Linked DNA regions of Homo sapiens: all the other regions are linked to region 1. Evidence: chromatin contacts called from ENCODE Hi-C data. All regions are on one chromosome and are shown on one strand. The core of a region is the stretch at or near the end of the contact, and the rest is flanking DNA. Distances in the headings are between cores, read along the strand shown.

Region 1 (2,700 bases), core at 111-2,610:
ACAGGGGGTCAAGTCCGAAATAGGCATCTTCCTGGGCTTATCACACTAAGATTAATTTTACCAATGTTTGATGAAGCTATCATGTAGTCAAACACAGAGAACCCTAAACTTAAGAAACTGCTACTAAAATTAATTGTACATGTGATTAAATGAATGGAAGTCATACCCTCTAAATCCTAAGTCCATTAAGACAAAAACATTTATAACACACTGTATTTATGACTTCTTGTGGTTCTTGAAAAGTCAAAAATTGTGTTTGAGGTTTATCTCGTTTTCCGTTTATAATATGCATTTTAAAAGTGGAAAAACTCAAGCACGTAACAAGTGAAAAACTGAACAACGTTGCCAAATTCCTAAACATACAATACTTAGCTCCAATTATCTCTGCATCTATTCTAAAATGGTTTAAAAAAAGTCTGAATCAATAAGCGCCTGATGGGCCTGGGATACTCCAATACAGTCTTGTCAACCAATAGGAAAACTTTTCCTAAATCTGGATTCGTCTTTCATCTCTTTATCACAAAACACCGAACACAAACCGAGATTGTTAACGGATAACCAAATGGCAAGAACCCCAGACAGAGTAATCAGTACTTGGATGTTAGGGCTGTTTTTAAGGACTTGAAATGAGACAGCTTAGGGAAGAAATGCGGGATTCATTTCTCCAAGTTATATTTGTAACACTTCTTAATACGGAGTTAAAAATGTGAACAGCCGAGCTAAAATGAACGCAGCGTGTAAAAGGGATCTGGACTGGAGCCTGGGGGTGAAGGAGGGACGAGGGGGGAGTGAGGGGCTTTCGTGACGCTCGGCCTGGGGTTGCTGGCGATCTGGATGGAGGGATGGATAGTTAAGCGAATGGCCAGGGCTGGATCCGAGATGCCAAGAGATGTCTCGCCCCACGAGCGCGCGCGAGTCTGAGCCGCTGGGGCAGCGCAGTGTGTCCGTTTCCATCCGCGGCGCCCGAGCCCGCCTCCATGTTCGCGATCTATGCCCCCGGGCGGGCGGGGACCGGTGCCTTAGGCCGCGGGGCCGGGAAGCCCGGCCTCACCTCGCCCGAAATCCCGGCGGGGACGGCGTTGCCCGAGGGGAGGATGCGCTGGGCTTTCCGCTCGGCCCCACCTGAGCGACCGGAGCTCGGTGACTCGACCTCCGGAGCCCGACCCGCCTGGGCCTGGAGATCACACGGCGAGGTCGCTGCGGCCCCGGCGCCCTCCGCCTGGCGCCCGGGCGCGGCCCCGCGGCCCTCCCCACGACCGGCTACCCCAGGACCACTCTCGCCGCGGTCCGCGTCCCCCACCCCCTTCCCGAGGACAAACCTGGGAGCCGCCACCCGGCATAGCCAGCCCCGCGAGAAAGCGGCGAGCGGGCGGCGGGGCCCGCGGAGAAGCGGCCACCGCGGCCCTCCCGCGCCAAGCCGCGCCCGCCCGCGCGCCCTCTCCGCGGGCCGCAGCCCCGGCGCCCCCTCCCTGGGTTGCACAACTCACAGCCCCAACGCGCGCGCACTCGAATCTGTTGCTCAACCTACTTGCATTCTCTTCTCCGCAGCCATCACTACATGCCCTGGAGCTGGGGCAGCCCCGGGGCCCTCCGGCAGGCGGCCGCCTCTCGCCTCAGCCCTGGGCTGCCGCGGCCGCCGCTAGGGCGCGGGGCGAGCGCGAGGCTCCCTCATGCCTCCCGCCCGGACAGCTGGCCGCACGCCAGGGCCCCGGCTCGGGCGCGCCCGAGCGCTGGGCTCGGCTCGGCCCTGCCCTTCGTCCGTGCCGCTGCTCCGCGGGCGAGAGCGAACCCGGCTCCGCCACCTCGCTCCGCGCTCCTCGCCCGCCCGCCCGCCCGCAGCCACCGCAGCCGCGCCGCTTCCTCCTCCCCTTCCCTCTTTTCCTTCTCCTCCGTCGCCGCCTCTGGAGCCGAGGTTGGCAAACCAGCACCTGCTGCTGGAGAACGCCGAGAACTGAAACAGGAAACCCTGAGCCAAGGGGAAAACCCGAGAGGCGTGGAGAGGGGTGAGGGGAGCTGCTGGAACCTGTCGGGCTCGACCCAGCCGCTGGGGCTGCCCGAGGTTCCCGCGCCGCCTCCCCTCGCGCCTATTCCCTGCCCCGGCCCAACCCAGCGGTCCCGACCTCCCCGCGCCTCTCCCCCGACCTGGTGCAGGACGGCGCCTTTCCGCTCGGCGACACCTTCTCCACCCAGCAGTAACACTGATCATGTCCCGGGCAGTCAAGGAGATCGACGGGCCGCCTTCTTAGGGCAGGTTCCCCGTAGTTGTTTACTTATCAATATTCCGTGATGAGGAAAAACCACACCCTGCATTAGCAAGGCCAATAAAAGAATTTAAACAAATGAAGCTGTTGGGATTTCACCCAGGGATAGGACTTCTTTCAGCAAGGAAATTGGCTTTGATGGAAATGGCAATCGTGTCAAAATCGAGGTTGAACCCAAGATACATCCAGATCTCTTTCAGGAGATCGGAAGGAAACAGCCCTTTGCACAGAGGTGGGCGCCTGAATCGCAGGCTGAAAAGCACCGGGAGCAGAGAGCCTTTCTACTTCTGTGAATCGTACAACACCCAGCACAAACTAAGTCAATGTTTCAGAAATGTTCAAATAACCTTATTCGCCTGTCCTTGGAATCATTACGAGCAGCCTAGGGCAGGATGAGTCTGCTTCTGGAGTGAGAGGGAGGGACACTGAATGGGTTGTG
Region 2 (2,776 bases), core at 104-2,603, 1.4 Mb after region 1:
TGCAACCTCTGCCTCCCGGGTTCAAGCGATTCTCTTGCCTCAGCCTCCCGAGTAGCTGGGATTACAGGCACCCACCACTAGGCCCAGCTAATTTTTTTGTATTTTTAGTAGAGGCGGGGTTTCACCATGTTGGTCAGGCTGGTCTCGAACTCCTGACCTCAAGATCTCTGTTGTTTTAAGCCGCCAAGTTTGTGGTAATTTGTTACAATGGCAACCTTAGTTACAAGAATGTTCCATCTGTTAAATCCCTGATTGTACTGCACTAGAAGGGGGCTGAGAAGCTGAAAGATGTGGGTGAAGACCAACAAACATGGGATTTAGGGAAAGGGAAAAGAGGAATTGACAGACCTGTGGAGTCTGGAGGTTGGGGGAAGAAGTCAGGAGGTCAAAGTGATCATTACAGGTATACTCATCTGGGAACACCAGCTACAATGTGGGGATGATAGGTGACAGAAACAGACCAGCGGTCCAGCTTTTCTAGGCCAATTCTTGGATGGGGACATGAAGCCTGTGGAGAAAATGAGGTGGCCACAGGAAGGAGCATAGATGATGTTGAGGGATGCAGTCTGGCTTCATGGTTAAAAGCAAAGGCTTTGGGATTAGAAAGACATGGATCTAGCTTCCAATTCCACACCACCTACTAAGCGTGAAAGATTCGGACAAGTTTCATTCCTCTTAGAACCTCAATTATCTCATCTGTTAAATAGGATTATTAATATCCATACCTCAGATCAAGTCAAACAATTACTGTAAGCACATGGTGAGTGCTTAAAAATGTAGGTGTCATTATTACCACTATTGTCATCAGTATTATTAATATGAATATGACTGTAGCTATTACAGCATTAGTCTCCCTACCCTTAGGTACGGCCGCATTTCTATTATTTTTTTAGGAACAGTGTGGCAAGCAGAAGAGTGGCCAGAACGGTGCAGAGGTTTGAGCTGTGGCACCCGGCGTGACCTCTCATTCCCGGCCGGGTCCCGGTGACAGATCCGCCGCCTCCACTCTGCAACTCCTCGCCGCAGTGAGACGCTGCCCCGCTGCTGGCCGGCCCGAGCCCCCTCCCCAGCGCCGGCCTCACCTTTTCATAGTTCTGCATGAGGCGGCTGATACTCTCGCGCTCGACCTGCCATTCGGGTTTCTTCAGTTGCTTCCTCAACTGCTTCTTTTTGTTCTGCCTATGGCTGTGTTTTTTCTTCCAGCGATTGAAGCTCCGCACCGGGTCGGGTCGGGCTCCCGAACCCGGAGAGTTGGCCGTTTTGCCCATTGCGGCGGCGGCGGCGACAGCTCGGATCAACCCCAGACACGAGACACCTAAGGCCAGACTCACGGAACCAGCATGGGACAAACGCACAGAGGCGCATGCGCGAACTCAGAAGCCCGCCCCCGAGCTTTTGAAACCGGGGCACGCGCCAATGACGTCAGGAAAAGGAGGGCTGTGATTGGCGAATTGGCTCCTGCTGGGAGGGGCAGCCTGGGGAAACGGGGGCGCAGCACTCCACGGAAGGGGGCGAGCTGAGCCGAGCCGGGAGCACGCCGGCTCTTTAAAAAAAAACGCATGCGCACTGTTGTTGTTACTATGGTGACGTCATACACTGACCCTTTAAGGGCTATTAACACATTTGCTCCAGGTTCAACTTTGCTAAGCGTTCGTGAGTATGTGTGTAAACACATACAATCTGTGAATGAAAATTGTGACCCTCGTTTTGCACTTTTCGGGCCAACGAGCCAAAAGATTTGCCCAGAAGTAAACAGCTAGTTAGTGACTTCTGATTTCCATCCATGGTGGTTGTACTTCCTCAGGAATAAAAATGAATATTCTATATTCTTCTTATGCCCCTCTGGGTTTTCCTTTTCCTCTGGGCCCCTCAGACTCTAGCTGCAACAGCAAGGAAACTGGAACGGAATCAAATTGAATTTGCCTTAAAATGCTTTTATGGAGACAAAATGATAACTAAACGTAAGGAGGTAGGTAATAGAGGCCGGGCACGGTGGCTCACGCCTGTAATTCCAGCAATTTGGGAGGTCGAGGTGGGTGGATCACCTGAGGTCAGGAGGTCGAGACCAGCCTGGCCAATATGGTGATGCCCTGTCTCTGCTAAAAATACAAAAATTAGCCAGGCGTGGTGGTGCACACCTATAATCCTAGCTACTTGGGAGGCTGAGGCAGGAGAATCGCTTGAACCCCGGGGGCGGAGGTTATAGTGAGCCAAGATCGCCCCACTTCACCACAGCCTGGGTGAAAGAGTGAAACTCCGTCAAAAAAAAAAAAAAAAGGAGGTAATAGAAAAGTTATTGCAAGTTGGACATTTAAGTGAACTGGCTTTCAATGAATTGAATTTTTTGACACATTTACCTACAGCCTCCAGGAAAACACCGGATGTGGGTGGGAGAGCTTAGCTGTAGCAAAGGAGATTGGAAAATTGAGTTCAAAGTTCACAGGCAGAATTTTGGGCTCTCAAATTTCCTTTCCAACCCCACATATCCAGATCACTACTCTCAACTCTATGCCCATCCTCCAAACAAGACATGGCTTATTGGAAGGGAGTGAGGACAGGAGGTGAACAAGAGAATTTCCACACTCAGGAACACTAGATGTGGTAGACAGTAAAGCTCAATAAGGAGTGATTACATGAAAGTGTATATACATCCTCAAAAAATTAAAAATAGAACTCCACGTGAGCCAGCAATTTCACTTCTGGGTATGCATAGCCAAAATAATCGAAAGCAGGGTCTCAGATATTTGCATACCGTGTTCACCACAGCACTATAGCT
Region 3 (2,743 bases), core at 214-2,713, 1.3 Mb before region 1:
CTTGGTAAGACAACATCTGCTCAGTGACCCGAAGAAAGGAGGAGCATGCCAGGTAAATCTTTTCCCAGCAGAGGAGACAGTGAGTGCAAAATCCTCTAAGCAGGACCATGGTTGGCCTGTTCAAGGAGCGGCAAGGGGGTCAGTGTGCCTGGAGCAGAGTGAACAGGAGGAGAGTAGAAGGAGACAGGAGCAGGATGAACAGGAGGAGAGTAGAAGGAGAAAGGAGCAGGAGGATGCCAGATCATTAGGGTGTGGGTCAGAATGAGAACTTGAGACTCCGCCCAAGTGGGATGGGAAACCATTGGAGGGTTTAAAACAAAGCAGGGGCATAGTTATGCCTTAAAAGGATCACTCTGGCTGCTGTTACTGTGGAAGAACAAAATTAGAGGCAACAAGACCAGGTAGAGAAGGATCACGTTAATCTAGGGTAGAAATGATGATAGCTTAGGCTAGTGTGGTAATGTCGGCGGAGATGCTGAGAAGTAGTTGTATATTAGACATATTTTGAAGGTAAAATTAATAGGATTTTCTGACAGGCTGGGTGCAGAGGATGAAAAAAGGAGGGAAGCCAAGGACGACCCCAAGTTTTTTGTCCGAGAAACTTAGATATGATTGCCATTTGCAAGAGGAGCTGATTTGATGGGGAAAATTGTGGATTTTGTTTTAGACATGTTAAGTTAGAAATGCTTACTGGAAAATCAGTAGACAGGTTGAGGATGCATTTGCTTATATGAGTTAAGGTTTGTGGGAGACATTTAAAGTAGGATGGACTTTAAGGATCTTCTACTTCATCTCACAGCTGAATAAACTGAGTCTGAGTGAGGTGAGGTGGCCTTGACCAAGGGCACACAATGAGTTGGTCATAGTGCTTACTTTTGGTCTTTTGTACTCATTGCATGCTATCTCTCCGTGCATGGAGAGACAGCAACAAATTAGGTCAACAAATTATTAAGGTAAATTTGTTTATTTGGAATTCCCAAACCTTATAGGGTTGTGGAAATGAAAGAAAACCCATCTTTGATATTTCCTGCCAAAGCCTCATTCCTAGGCTAGAGGGCTCATGGGTTGGATTCTAGGGGCCATTCTTGAATCTCTAGTTATATCAGGAGGATTGCTTGAGCCCAGTAATTTGAGACCAGCATGGGCAACATTGTAAGATCCCTGTCTCTACAAAAAATTAAAAAATTAGCTGGGTGTGATGCTGTGCACCTGTAGTCCAAGCTACTTGGGAGTCTGAGGTGACAGAGCCAAAACCCTGTATAAAAAAAAAAAGAGTTTCAGAAAGGCCCATAGACTCATTTTACAAATGAGGAAGTTGAGGCTTAGAGCAGTTAAATGACTAATTCAAGAGCCTATTGCAGGTTAGTAACAGACCTGAGACTGGAACTATGTCTTCTGACTTAACAGTGCAAAACTTAGGACTTGGAGTAGGGAGATCTGTCTTCAACTTCCATCATTTCCGTGCACCTAAAGCAGGAAGAATGAGTCCTTCACCTTCTTTAGGTTTTCACTTCCCCAAGTATGTGACACTATGCAAGTTACTTATCACTCCAATACATTAGCTTATTCATTTGTAAAGCAGAGTTAATCAAATGAGATAACTTACATAAAATGTTTCAGGAAATTGCTTTTTTTCCTACTATAGCACACAGCATTTCATATGCCAAAACCATCCAAAAGATAGGAAATCCCAATTGAACCCTTCATTAGGAAGAGGATACTGACATGGGAGAGTCCTGTGCGCATGACTTATATCCCTAGTGTCTTAGTCTGTTTGTGTTGCTATAAAGGAATACCTTGAGATTAGGTAGTTTATAAAGACAAGAATTTTCTTTGGCTCATGGTTCTGCAGGCTGTAAAAGAAGCATGGTGCTGGCGTCTGCTTGGCTTCTGGTGAGGGCTTTAGTGCTGCATCAAGACAGGCAGAGAAGGTCAAAGAGGAAGTGGGCACATGGGAAGACAGACCAAACCTGAGGGACATCCTGGCTTTATAAGAACCCACTCTCATGGGAACTAATCCATTTTCCCAAGAACCAATCCATTTCTCAAGAGCAAGAACTCACCCATTGCCTTGAGAATGGCACCAAGCCATCCCACCACAAGCGATCCCCCTATGACTCACCAGCTCCTATTAGGCCCTGCCTTCAACACCACCACAGTGGGGATGAAATTTCAACATGTGTTTCAGTGGAGTCAAATTATATCTAAACCACAGCACCTAGCCAGCTCCTTTTCCAGCTCCTATCATCTCCTAAAGGGGTGACTTTTAAATTTTTCTCCTCTACCACCTCTTCTATCCCTCTCAGAGGAAATATATGCAGTCAGATGGGAGCTTCTTTGATTTTCTGTAACCACAAACATCTGCATAAACACCCATTCCCATCTCTTCCTCCTTCTGAAATGGCGTTATCCCACTTTTTCCCTTGGCTAACTGCAATTCCCACTTCTTCTTTTCAACTCGACTCAGAGTCCACTGCATCCTGCCCACATCCACCCTCCCATTAGCAGATTGGCTGCCATCTTGTTTCCTCCCACAGCACCTTGTGTCTCCTTGATCACAGCACGAATCCCATTGTCTTATAATATTTGCTTACTCAAAAGCCTCCCTCATTAGAAGGTAGGGATTCTATTTGTCATCCCACCTACCTGGTGCCTGGCACACAGTATGTTCTTGACAAATGTCTTTGTATAGGTGAATAGGTGCACGATGCTCACTTGGGTTGCCCTGAAGATGACTTCATTA
Region 4 (2,700 bases), core at 99-2,598, 1.9 Mb after region 1:
TTGTGTTACAGCTGCCTACAGTATTCAGTATAGTAACATGCTGCACAGGTTTGTAGTGCAGGAGCAGTAATACCATATAGCTTAGGTGCGTAGTGTTATACCATCTAAGTTTGTATAAATACACCCTATGACGTTCACGCAACAAAGAAATTGCCTAATGATGTATTTCTCAGAACATATCCACATTGTTAAGAGACGCACAACTGTATATGACATGCTGGAAAAGGCTAAACCATGGAGATAGCAAAAAGATCCATGGTTCCCACAGTTTACAAGAAGGAAGAGATGAAAAGGTGAAGCACAGAGGATTTTTCTGACAGTGAAAGTATTCTGTATGATTCTGTAATAGTGAAAAATTGTTACCATTCTCTCCCAGAGGAAAAAAAAATATGACCATCTCATTAGATACAGAAAAAGATCTTTAAAAATGTCAAAACACTTGTCAAAATCCATAGCATATGTACCACCAAAAGTGAACCTTGGACTCTGGATAATAATGATGTGTCCCAGCATAGGTTTACTGATGGTAACAAATGTACCACTGGTGCAAGATGTTGACAGTAGGGCATGCTGTGTGTGTCCAGTGGACTTTCCACTCCGTTTTGCTGTAAATTTAAAATTCCTCTAAAAGATAAAAGTCAATTTAAAAAAATGGAAACCACTAGGTTTGAGAAACTGAATAATTGACAGTGTAGCTTGAGCACAGAAATTAGAAGCGCTTTAGTTAAGTTAGACAGGTAGGAAGAAGCAAAATTATGCAGCACTTTCAAGGCCTAGAAGAGGAATCCTCATTTTCTATTAGTTGTGCTAGTGAGAATGTAGAGAAACTGGAACCCTTGTGGGCTGCTGGTGAGAATGTAAAATGGCGTAGCTCCTGTGTAAAACAGGATGTTGGTTCCTTAAAAAATTAAATATAGAATTACCACATGATCTAGCAATTCTACTTCTGGGTATATAATCAAAAGACTGAAAGCAGGAAACTCAGGAGATGTATACTCATGTTCACGGCAGCATTATTCACAATAATCAGAAGGTAGAAACAACCCATGTCCACCAATGGACGAATGAATTAACAAAATGTGGCATATACACAGAACAGAATAGTGTTCAGTTTTTAATAAGGGTGAAATTCTGACAAAAGCTGTAACACTGATGAGCCTCAAAGACATTTTGGTAAGTGTAATAAGCAGGTTGCAAAAGGACAAATACTTATAGGAGTCCTCTACTTCAGGCTGCTATAACAAAGTATTATAGGTTAGGTGGCTTAGAAACCACAGAAATTTATTTCTCTCAATTTTGGAGGCTGAAAGCAGCTCAGGTGCCAGCATTGTGGGTTTCTGGTGAGGGCCCTCTTTGGGGCTGCAGACTACTGACTTTGAACTGTATCTTCACATGGCAGAAAGACAGCAAGTTAGCTCTCTGGCCTCTTTTCATAAGGGCATTAATCCCATCCATGAAGGCTGGACCCACAGGACCTAATTACCTCCTAAATCCCACACCTCCAAATACCATCCCTTTGGGAGTTAGATTTCAACATAATTGGTGGGACACAACATTCAATCCATAAAAATGAAGTACCCCAAATAGCCAAATTCATAGAGAGAGAAAGTAGAATGGTAGCTGCCAGGGGATAGGGGAGGGGAAAATGGTAAATCATTGTTTACTGAGTATAGAAAAAAAAGTTCTGGAGATGGATGGTGGAGATGATTACACAACAATATGAATGCACTTAATACTACACAACTGTACACTTAAAAAAGTTAAAATTATAAATGTTATATATATTTTACCACAATAAATCACACTGGAGGTCCTAGCCAATGTAATAAAGCACAAAAATAAAATAAAAGCCACATGGCTCAGAAAGAAAGAAAAAAAAATTACTGCTTACAGAAGACATGTTTGTCTACAAAGAAAATCCAAAAGAACATTCAAAGAAAGCTACTAGATTTAGTAAGTGATTTTAGCAAGGTCCCAAAATACAAGGTCACTATACAAAAATTAACTGGACTTCTGTATAATTTTTGTGCATTGAACAATTTGAAAATCAAAATGTTAAAAACAATGCAATTACAAACTACTGCAGTATAAATCTAACAAAACATATACAAAATCTTTATGTTTATACAATTATAAATAAATGTCAATTTGCAGCTGGGCATGTTGGCTCATGCCTATAATCCCAACACTTTGGGAGGTCAAGGGAAGGGTATCACTTGAGCCCAGGAGTTTGAGACCAGCCTAGGCAACACAGTGAGATCCTGTCTCTATTTTTTTTAATATATAAAATTAAAGAAAAAAAATTGTCAATTTACAACAAAAAATCTATATGCTGACAATTATAAAACACTAATGAAAGAAATCAAAAAAGACAAGTGGCCAGACGCGGTGGCTCAAGTCTATAAACCCAGCACTTTGGGAGGCTGAGGCAGGTGGATCACCTGAGGTCAGGAATTCGAGACCAGCCTGGCCAACATGAGGAAACCCTGTCTCTACTAAAAATACAAAAATTAGCTGGGTGTGGTGGCACATGCCTGTAATCCCAGCTACTCAGGAGGCTGAGGCAGGAGAATCGCTTGAACCTAGGAGGTGGAGGTTGCAGTGAGGTGAGATCGTGCCACTGCACTCCAGCCTGGGCAACAGAGGGAGACTCTGTCTCAAAAAAACAAACAAAGAAGCAAAAAAAAAAAAAAAAAAAAA

The links. A loop is a pair of places that touch in the nucleus more often than their neighbours do. Pooled maps may share reads with other maps.
Region 2: a map of tibial artery shows a loop between it and region 1 (6-fold over the local background). The contact joins the promoter of DDX10 here to the promoter of ZC3H12C in region 1. A Hi-C loop is called at or near these places in 2 of 168 maps with a recorded cell type or tissue (ascending aorta and tibial artery), 3 of 37 single-sample maps with no recorded cell type and 10 of 50 pooled maps.
Region 3: a map with no recorded cell type shows a loop between it and region 1 (5-fold over the local background). The contact joins the enhancer-like site here to the promoter of ZC3H12C in region 1. A Hi-C loop is called at or near these places in 13 of 37 single-sample maps with no recorded cell type and 5 of 50 pooled maps.
Region 4: a loop to region 1 is called in a pooled map, with 7 times the contacts of the local background. The contact joins the enhancer-like site here to the promoter of ZC3H12C in region 1. A Hi-C loop is called at or near these places in 2 of 50 pooled maps.

The regions. Positions count from the first base shown.
Region 1 is chr11:110,092,052-110,094,751 of GRCh38, reverse strand. It overlaps ZC3H12C (zinc finger CCCH-type containing 12C), which reads right to left and starts at 1,360. Exons shown (of 6, transcript NM_033390.2): 1 at 1,320-1,360. The coding sequence starts at 1,340. RefSeq lists silencers at 1,001-1,470, 1,531-1,790, 2,091-2,150.
Region 2 is chr11:108,663,646-108,666,421 of GRCh38, reverse strand. DDX10 (DEAD-box helicase 10) reads right to left here and starts at 1,353. Exons shown (of 18, transcript NM_004398.4): 1 at 1,083-1,353. The coding sequence starts at 1,268.
Region 3 is chr11:111,408,713-111,411,455 of GRCh38, reverse strand. It overlaps a transcript of BTG4 not described here. Among named protein-coding and RNA genes, the nearest start is that of POU2AF1, 31 kb to the right of the region's middle. RefSeq lists an enhancer at 1,480-1,539. Within about 2 kb of position 1,463, at least 3 of the 41 ENCODE cell types and tissues checked have a DNase peak (open chromatin) inside an H3K27ac peak, as active enhancers do.
Region 4 is chr11:108,237,904-108,240,603 of GRCh38, reverse strand. All of the region lies in intron 5 of ATM (ATM serine/threonine kinase), which reads right to left. Among named protein-coding and RNA genes, the nearest start is that of ATM, 16 kb to the right of the region's middle. Within about 2 kb of position 1,348, at least 3 of the 41 ENCODE cell types and tissues checked have a DNase peak (open chromatin) inside an H3K27ac peak, as active enhancers do.